Linked DNA regions of Homo sapiens: region 2 is linked to region 1. The links are chromatin contacts, found by Hi-C or POLR2A ChIA-PET in ENCODE. All regions are on one chromosome and are shown on one strand. The core of a region is the stretch at or near the end of the contact, and the rest is flanking DNA. Distances in the headings are between cores, read along the strand shown. Region 1 has its middle 44 kb from the start of PCAT5. Region 2 holds the start of LINC02630 (long intergenic non-protein coding RNA 2630).

The links. A loop is a pair of places that touch in the nucleus more often than their neighbours do. ChIA-PET counts read pairs that join two places held with the same protein, here RNA polymerase II (POLR2A).
Region 2: a loop to region 1 is called in a map of Right ventricle myocardium inferior, with 1.9 times the contacts of the local background. The contact joins the promoter of LINC02630 here to the enhancer-like site in region 1. A Hi-C loop is called at or near these places in 3 of 168 maps with a recorded cell type or tissue (GM12878, Right ventricle myocardium inferior and sigmoid colon). POLR2A ChIA-PET finds 5 or more read pairs at or near these places in 1 of 52 experiments (OCI-LY7).

Annotation. Positions count from the first base shown.
Region 1 is chr10:35,820,103-35,824,696 of GRCh38, forward strand. No RefSeq gene overlaps it. Among named protein-coding and RNA genes, the nearest start is that of PCAT5, 44 kb to the left of the region's middle. Within about 2 kb of position 2,354, at least 6 of the 41 ENCODE cell types and tissues checked have a DNase peak (open chromatin) inside an H3K27ac peak, as active enhancers do; they include GM12878, where a contact is called at or near this core.
Region 2 is chr10:35,896,103-35,901,062 of GRCh38, forward strand. It overlaps LINC02630 (long intergenic non-protein coding RNA 2630), which reads right to left and starts at 2,776. Exons shown (of 2, transcript XR_930822.3): 1 at 2,618-2,776; 2 at 1,104-1,395.

The DNA of each region.
Region 1 (4,594 bases), core at 1,104-3,603:
AACCTAAAACCAGACTTTTGATCCTAGTATTGTTTTTGGTTAAGCTGTCCTTTTTGATGGTAGACATCAGGTCCATTTTTCTCTTAAAACCATTTTGTGTTTACCATAGTAAAATTATGTTTCTAATCCATCTAAAAGCTGCATGAAATTATTGAGATATGGAGGAAAAAGGCGGCTAGAAGAAGCCTCATCTCACACCACTGGGGGTTATAATTGGAACTGTGAGACAAAGCATTCCTGCCTTTTCAGATGGTTAGTGGTGTTATGGGCAGGTTTTGAAGGCCATCAGTAGCTGACAGTCCATACCAGGACACACGATTTGACCCATAGACAATTTCTGTCCATGAAATCAGATGCTTATAATAGATAGTTAACAAGAAGACTTAGTTTTTTGGCATTGCTGCTGGTGGTGGTGGTAGAAGGTGAAACAGAGGACATGCTGGCTGTGAGTGGAAGTACTATGCTTTAGTATTTTATGTGCAAGATAAAAACATTAACATACCTCCTTCTTGTAAAACTCTTCTGTTCACTAGGGGCTTTCACATACATACAGCAAAGATTTTGATTTTCACAGCAACCTTGTGAAGTACAGAGGGCAGTGAGATTATCTTTGCTTTACATATTATGAAACTGAGATGAAACTCTGAGAAGTTAATGAATAAATCATGATCACACAGAAAATAAGTAGGAAACTTGGGGTTTAGACTTGGATTTTCTGACTCCAAATCTAATGTTCTTTTTATGGTATCCAAACTGCAGTTCATTTCAAAGAAAGCTGATGTAGAGTTTGGATGAATTGAAAAGTAACAGATATTTTCTGTTAAAAAATATCCACCTAAATATTAAATGACAAATCATTATGCCATATTCAAATTCTAGAATTTGTTCAGATTGAACAAAAATGATGAATGTAATTAAAGTATCTTACTGAATAAAATCACTGTAATTAGATGTTGATCTATCTTGTGATGGAAGAAATATTTGTTAAGATGCACTTAAGTCCTTGGAAACAATGAAGAGCTGTAGAGATGAGTTCTAAAACTTCTGCTCAAATACAAAAGCTGGTCAGTTCTTTCTGCCCCAGCAAACATGGTACCCAGTGATTTGATCTCAGGCAACATGTGCACAGGGACTTGGTGGTCATAAACGATGTGGAAATAAGTTTCTGGTGACCTAGTAGGTTAGATTCTTTGTGCCCTTTATTCCAAGGGATGTCTAATGATATCACTGAAGTTCAACAACCAGCAAAACTGTGCCCCAAAGAGATTAAGTATGCTCTGCTCCTGAAGACATGTCGAGACACGCCTGTGCAGATGTGTGACGAGCTGAGAGAATAAAACCTCTGCCCCCTTACCAGAGGTTCCCCTTTTCTTCATGACTTCATTTGTATATCATCTGTGATCTCAACTGGTGTGAAAAGACCCAGGAACTTGGGTTGTTGTTGATTCCACTCTCAGGCTCACAGAAGAGCTTTCTCCCTGGCTCTTCTCTTCTCACCCTCCCTCCCCCTGCTGAGAAGAGCTGTCACTATTTCAGTAACTACAAGCAACAGATCGTTTTAGACTTTAATCCATAAATAAACATTTCTTCCTTTGAACTTCATTAAATTTGGATGTGCTTTCATTTTGACACAATCTGGCATCCCTATCATTTAGACATATAAAACTATAAAACTAGCAATTAATTTTGGTCTTTAGGAGTACTGGTGGTCTAGAAACAGTGAGTCTATGCCAAGAAAAGCAAATGAAAACCTCAAACATGTAGACATAACACTTAAATCATAAAATCACAAAGCATTATGCTCAGTAGCTACAGGAGATTATCTTTGAATTGTTCCTGGTGGTGTCTGTCACATTTCTCAGCTTGTTTAAAGAATTTTGAAGATGGGAATTCTGTTTCCTTAAACATTATTCATCTGACTACAATAATTGTCTGATGAAAACCTAAAAATTAAGTCATGATTTGATTGATTATGAAGATATTGATGGCATTTACCAGCAAATATCCTTTCATTAATTGCAAATATATTCAAGATCTGAGTGCTTATTGGATGCAAAGCACTGTGCTAGATACTGGAAGGAGGGGATGTCGTTTTTTTCTTTCAAAGAGCATATGAACTCATGAAGATGACACTTAACAAAAAGCAATTATCTCTTGACTCTAAAAGCCAGACACCTAGACACGGTGTGACTTCCAAAGCCAGGTCATAAAAGGCATCTCAGCTTTGGCCTTGGTGTTTTTTTGGATTCCTCACTCTGGAGTGGGAGGGGAAAGGAGGTAGCCAGCCAGCCTTCTGCTCAGAGAACTCTCCAGCAGCCCTCTGGGGAGGCCCACGTGGGAAGCACAGAGGCTCCTGCCAACAGCCAGCACTGACTTGCCAGCCAGCGGGGTGTGTGAGCTACCTCGGAAGCGGCTCCTCCAGCCCTAGTGGCGTCTCCAGGTCCCTGCGGCCCTGGCTGACATCTGTTGCAACCTCAAGAGTCACTGGGCCAGAACCACCACCAGACAAGCAGCTCCTGAGCTCCCGACACACAGACGCTGGGAGAGGTCATGAGTGATTATGTTTGTTCTCAGCAGCCCAGTTTGGGGGCGATTTGTTACACAATAGATAAGGAATACACTGACAACCCAGCATGTGTCAGATGCTGTGCTGGGGATTCAAGAGGATGAGGCAGATCGGCAACATCTGTGACCTCCCAGAACTTATAACTGATCAAGGAGGTAATCAGCTATGAATAAATACAATGAGGCCGTACATAAGATTTTGACCAATAGTTAAGCCTGGATATGAGACATTTCCAATGAGCTGCAGTTATAATCTACAGGAGTCGGGAGATGATGAAGATGACCACTTGACTTGGGGAGTTGGGAAGCATCCTCTGGGAGGAGAGAGGTCAAGTGGGCTTTGAAGGGGGTATATGATGTGGATGGGCGAAACACAAAAGGAAGGGTGTTCCCGAAAAGGAAGAAAAACAATCAAAGGCATCAAGGTGGGCATTGCCACCCCTGCTTGGGGTGTGGCAAGAGAATCTGTTGGGACACAATGACAGTGGGGCGTGAAAAAGCATCAGGTCATGAACTTGAAGACAGAGTTGGCTGCCTGCCTGAGGTCAGACTTGATCCCTAGGCAACAGAAATCATCAGAGATTTTTGAGTTGATTTGTGGCATTTTAAATAAGAATTTAAAATGGGTTTATGATTTCCATTAGTGTTTATTGACCACCTACTAACGAGTCTACCACTCTATGAGGTATTGAGGGGTGACCAAGTTAATAACAAGCTTCCCCTGCCCTCAGGGAATGTATAGTCACACTAGGGACAAAAAACATACACAAACGAACAACAGAGAGCATTATATCATAAAATAAGAAGGCAGCAGTTAGTCATTTAGATGATCAATGTAGTCGATAATAATAGCAAAGGCTTATATTGTGCTTGCTGGGTACCAAGGACTATTCCAAGTCTTTACATATGTTAATTCAATTAATACAGCACCTACATGAAGTAGGCTATCTCTGCGACTAGAGATGAGTAGGTTAGTATCTCTATCTTACAGATGAGGAAACAGGGACACAGAGAGTTTAAGTAACTGCAACAACCAGTCAGTAAATGAAAGGTGTAAACCCACACAGTCTGGCTCTGGAGGCTATGGTGATCCACCATGTTATGCTGCTTCTCAGATAATCGTTTAGACTTCCCAAGGCCTTGAATAAATCAACTCTTTTCATCCTCATTCACTTGCTTAATTTGTACTCAATATATTATTAATTGTTAGTTATGATCTAGCGTAAGGATGCAGACATAGCGTCAACATTGCTGAACTTTGGTTTCACTGCCTGGTGCTGATAAAATGCTACTGTAGGCCGGGCATGGTGGTTCATGCCTGTAATCCCAGCACTTTGGGAGGCTTAGGCAGGAGGATTCCTTGAGCTCAGGAGTTTTAGACCAGCCTGGGCAACACAGTGAGACCCTGTCTCTACAAAAAATTAAAAAATTAGCCAGGTGTGGTGGTGCATGTCTACAGTCCCAGGTACTCAGGAAGCTGATGTGAGAGGATTGCCTGAGCCCTGGAGGTCAAGGCTGCAATGAGCTATGGTTCTGCCACTGCACTCCAGCTTGGGTAACAGAGACCCTGCCTCAAAAAAAAAAAAAGAAAGAAAATGCTACTGTAATGGTTTTGAAATACACTAGAAATTGACTTAAGCAGGCTACCTATTTTAGTGACATATGGTACACCTATACTTCCATAATTAATGTTAACAAACACTGAGTATTGTGATGTTATTTATTGCATGATAACGTTCACAGCAGGTATAGAATTCACACGGTGCAGTGGAAGGAGCCCAGACCTGATGGGTTCTAGTCCCAGCTCTGTCACTCGTTGACTGTGCGAGCCTAGGAGTGCTGCCGTCCTTGCCCCAGCTTCTGCATGGCAAAGCTCCCCTTACCTGTTGTTCCCAGGCCCTAGATGAGTAAGACAGCAATGTGGAAGTCCCAAGAAAACCAAGACCCTTGGCTTGGAGCTTACTATAAGTTCCCTCTTTGGAGGCGTCAAAGGACAGTACATGTGAAAACAATGAGCTGAGTAAATATC
Region 2 (4,960 bases), core at 1,526-4,025, 76 kb after region 1:
GCAAAATTGGCTTGGCTGACGATGGAGCGTAAGTATGAGTATAAACATGTTTTCCAAATGATGACAACACTGAATATCATGAGAGTTTAGTCAGTGGAACTACAGGAGAATGTTAGGAATGAAGTCTTGACCACACACAGCACACATGCCCTTTACCAACGGGGTATGGAGAACACAGAGCTCTGATAACAATACTTGTTTAGGGTCTCCCAACCCCGCCTTTGTCTAAGGGACTAAGCGTGTACCTAAGTCTTCTTGGTAGTAAGTATATATGGATGATTAGAAGCAAACATTGGTTTCAGAAGCAATGCATCACATATTGAAGTTGCAGCTGGCTTGATAGAAAAGTTATGAAAAAAATATGGAACTAAATTCCAGCAATTGCATTCTAAGCTGTGCCCTGCCAGGTGACACAGACTGGGGACACTTTTTAATCAAGTCAGAAATTACCTTAGTGAAGGGAAGCAAGGAAGAAAATGATTTAAAAGGAAATATGGTTCTTATTCTTGAGAATCTTAGAGTCTAATGAGGAGATGAAACAGACTTGATGGTGTAAGAACATGATCAAACAATGTCAGTAAATGAAAATACACTTAATGATTACCTAAAATTTATTCTAAGTTTTTTTTTTTTTTTTTTTTTTTTTGAGACAGAGTCTTGCACTGTCGCCCAGGCTGGAGTGCAGTGGCGTGATCTTGGCTCACTGCAATCTCCATCTCCCGGGTTCAAGGTCCCGAATAGCTGGGATTACAGGGACATGCCACCATACCTGGCTATTTTTGTATTTTTAGTAGAGATGAGGTTTCACCATGTTGGCAGGCTGGTCTTGAACTCCTGACCTCAAGTGATCTGTCTCTCAAAGTGTTGAGATTACAGGTGTGAGCCACTGCGCCCAGCCTATCCTAATCTCTTCATGTAAAAAAGACTGTCTTCCCACTCTAGCAGAGGAAGTCCATGTTGTGCAACCCCTGTGGCTCTCAAAGGTACTTGAGGCTGGATCTGAGAGCCAAGTGGACTCTCATTTTGTCCCCACTTCTTGCTAGCTAGATGGATTTAGGGAAAATTTCTTAAATGTTCTAAGCTTCAGGTTTTTTTTTTTTTTCTCTAAAATGGAACTAAAATGAATAGTCTCTCTTTCATAGGTTTTCATAAGCATTTGCAGACCGTAAGGCTACACGCAGAGGACACACATCCTTGCCTCCTCTCCAAGACTAAGTGGGGACTAGTGGTTCTGGGCTGGGGTGATCAGAGCTTCCAAGGAGAATCAAGCTTCCACATCTTCACCCACACCAGCTGCAAAAGGGAGGGCTATCCAGTTAGCTGGTTGAAGCATCGCTCTCATAAAGTAACTGCTTCCCCTTGCAGGATGCTGCATGGAACATCTCCAGCCCCAACCTGGAGGAGGACAAGAGGAGAGGCTGTCAAAGCGAAGACAATTCTGCCTGTTGGCAGACGCCCTGGCCCCAGTTTGTATCTTGCCTCTTCAGTCATCACTGCTAGGATGTTTGGCCATGAGAATAGGAAACGTCAGTGAGTCCCGCTACGAAGCCACTTGAGAATCATGAACCCATGGCCAGGAAAGGATAAATTGTGGGGCTTAAGCTAGAATTCCAACAAGCTCCAGGAAGGTCTGTCCCAAGGCTCCTGTTCTAGCATCAGTAGTTGGCTCTGCTTTCAGGGGAAAATGCTGTGGATGACACTCTTCCTTGTGGCTTTGGGGCATGAAGTGCCTGTCGGCTCCTCCAGGTCCTGGGAAGGATTCCCCCACCACCCCTTAGGGGATCCTCCTGCCTGACACTGATCTTGAAACCCGACTTATCTAAGACCTTATTCTTGCATGAAGTTGCCTGATATAAACTCTTCTTACTTCCCCCACCCCCACATTCTTAGACTTATTTCAAAGTTGTAATCATTACTTATTTTAGAATAAAAGTTAGTGCAGCTAAGAGTGCTAATGTCTCCCAACTGTGAACCAAGGAAAGCAATGCCAGATAGCAGCACTGACTTAGTTTAGGATGTAGGAGCCCAGACCATGCAGAAAGTCTGCTCTCACAACAGAGGCGTGATGAATACTCCTGCCGGGGTCTACAGAGCTCTTCTTCTTCCTGTGTGTGTGTGTGTGTGTGTGTGTGTGTGTGTGTTTGTTTGTTTGTTTGTTTTTTGTTGAGACGGAGTTTCACTCTTGTTGCCCAGGCTGGAGTACAGTGGCACCATCTCGGCTCACTGCAACCTCCACCTCCCGGGTTCAAGCAATTCTCCTGCCTCAGTCTCCTGAGTAGCTGAGATTACAGACATGCACCACCACGCCTGGCTAATTTTATATTTTTAGTAGAGACGTGGTTTCTCCATGTTGGACAGGCTGGTCTTGAACTCCCGACCTCAGGTAATCCACCCGCCTTGGCCTCCCAAAGTGGGATTACAGGCATGAGCCACCTCACTCAGCCAAACCTGCCTTCTTCCCCGGTTAAATGACAAGATGGGGTGGCAGAGGAGAAGCTGTGGGTCCGGATTGTGGCAGGTGGGTAGGCTGTCGGGAGCAGGACCAGGACTGTGTTTAGGGGGATGTCCCAAATTGAGTGGCAGCCTTATTTTGGGGAAAAAAATTCTTAAAACTCACCCCATAATAGTCTCCCTCCGATAAGCAGCTGTCCCCTGGAGGCATCAGAAAGCTGCACAACAAAGCCGTCTGGCTCAGTTTTGCAGTGGTCTAACTTCAGTGTGCGTGAGACATCTTCTCCCACTGTTTGTTTCTTCTCTCGCTCACTCTGGTTAAATGATAGATAAATCAGCTTGGCAGGAACATTATGTTTCTATTCATTTGCTGGAGTGCTGGGCCCACAGAGCAGCCTTGATAGTGTTCAACGCTAATACCGTGACGATCAGGCAAAGCCCTTGAGCCAGGGGTGGCATTTGGAGAAAACAGTGGGAAGGAGGGCTCTGTAAATAAGTACAAGCTTGGGCACATTGCTCACCTTTGCCATTAAGTGGCTTCCAAAATAGACTGTATCCTGCGAGGGATTTGAATGGAGACATTCTTCCTGAGCGGGAAAGTATGTGCAAATTGTAGTGAGATCAAGCTGCAAGGACAGGAAATCGCAAGCAGGGGAGCCGACAGAGTGGCAGCGGATGAGCAGGCTGACGGAGTGACACAGCCCAGGGGCAGCATGGACGCTGCCAGCATAATTATCCCCGGACCTCATCACCATAGCCAGCTTGGCACCTGGGCCGTGGCTGCAGATGGAGGATGGAACGCAGCCAGCCGGCTGGATACTACCTTTCCAGGGCTGTCCTGGGTGCTTTGTTTGTTCTCATACTGGGAGGAGAGATGGTGGCTTTTGTTAACCAAAACACAAGATAGGAAAATCATATTTTTTAAAACGTTTAATTTTTCTTTTCGCTTTCTTTTTTGAGATGGAGTCTTGCTTTGTCACCCAGGCTGGAGTGCAGTGGCGCGATCTCGGCTCACTGCAAGCTTCACCTCCCGGGTTCAAGCAATTCTCCTGTCTCAGCCTCCCAAGTAGCTAGGACTACAGGCGCCCGCCACCACACCCGGCTCATTTTTTGTATTTTTAGTAGAGATGGGGTTTCACCGTGTTAGCCAGGATGGTCTCGATCTCCTGACCTCGTGATCCGCCCACCTCAGCCTCCCGAAGTACTGGGATTACGGGCGTGAGCCACTGTGCCCGGCAAAACATTTAATTTTTATGGGCACATGATAGGTGTATATATTTATGGGGTACATGAGATATTTCAATACAGGCATACAATGCATAATAATTACATCAGGGTAAATGGGGTATCCATCTCCTCAAGCATTTATCATCTCTTTATGTTACAAACATTCCAATTATACTCTTTTTGTTACTTTTAAAAATACAAAAAATTGTTGACTGTAGTCACCCTGTTGTGCTATCAAATATTAGATTTTACTCCTTCTGTCCAACTATATTTTGTATCCATTAGCTATTCCTCCCAGCCCCACCCCACTACCCTTCCTAGCCTCTGGTAACCATCTTTCTATTCTCCCCATGAATTCAGTTGTTCTTAATTTTTAGCTTGCACAAATGAGTGAGAACATGCAAAGTTTGTCTTTCTGTGCCTGGTTTATTTCACCTAACACAGTGACCTCCAGTTCCATCCATGTTGTTGTAAATGACAGGATCTCATTCTTTTCGATGGCTGAATAGTACTTTACTGTGCACATGAATCACATTTTCTTTATCCATTCATCTGTTCATGGACACTTAGTTTGCTTCCAAATCTTGGCTATTGTGTCTTGTACTGTGAAAAATAATAATTTTTACAGTAGATCATGTTCTATTAGCTGTGATTAGCTGTGAAAGCAGACTTGCCGCCATTAGAAAATAGTCAGTCATTCAAAAATGCCTATTTGCACCCTCTAACCTGCCCAGTACAGTAGTTTGAGTCATTGCCCTTGGGAATTTAAAAGGCCACACACTGAGAATGCCAGTCCCCAGGGACTTAGGGTGAATTTCTCCAAAGACGTGTGTGTGTGTGTGTGTGTGTGTGTGTGTGTGTGTGTGTACATGTTCTCCCCAGGGTACTGACCCCAGATAGCCCACAGTGCTGTGGGCACCTCAGCATGGCTTGGGCAATAACAGAAAAAACAGGAGGGCAGACACGGCTTCTGTTGTGGGAGCCAAGGACACTGGAACCCTGCAGTCCCTGGCAAAGCCCCCTTTCTTCCTACCTTCCTTAGAGACCTCTGGATTTCACAGTCCCAAGAGCCCCTTCCTGTGGCTGCCTGGCCACAGGAGGGACTTCAGGGAGGGAGTGAAAGACAGCTGTGCACAGCGCCTGATTGGTGACAGGTTTCCTGGTTTATGGGGTGGGTAGAGGATTCCCACCTCATGATGTGGTGGGGAGGGGTGCATGGCAGGGCTTGCAGTAGAGTTTGCAGCATGGGGTCTGCCCCTGGGTTCCTGGCCTGCCAGTACCC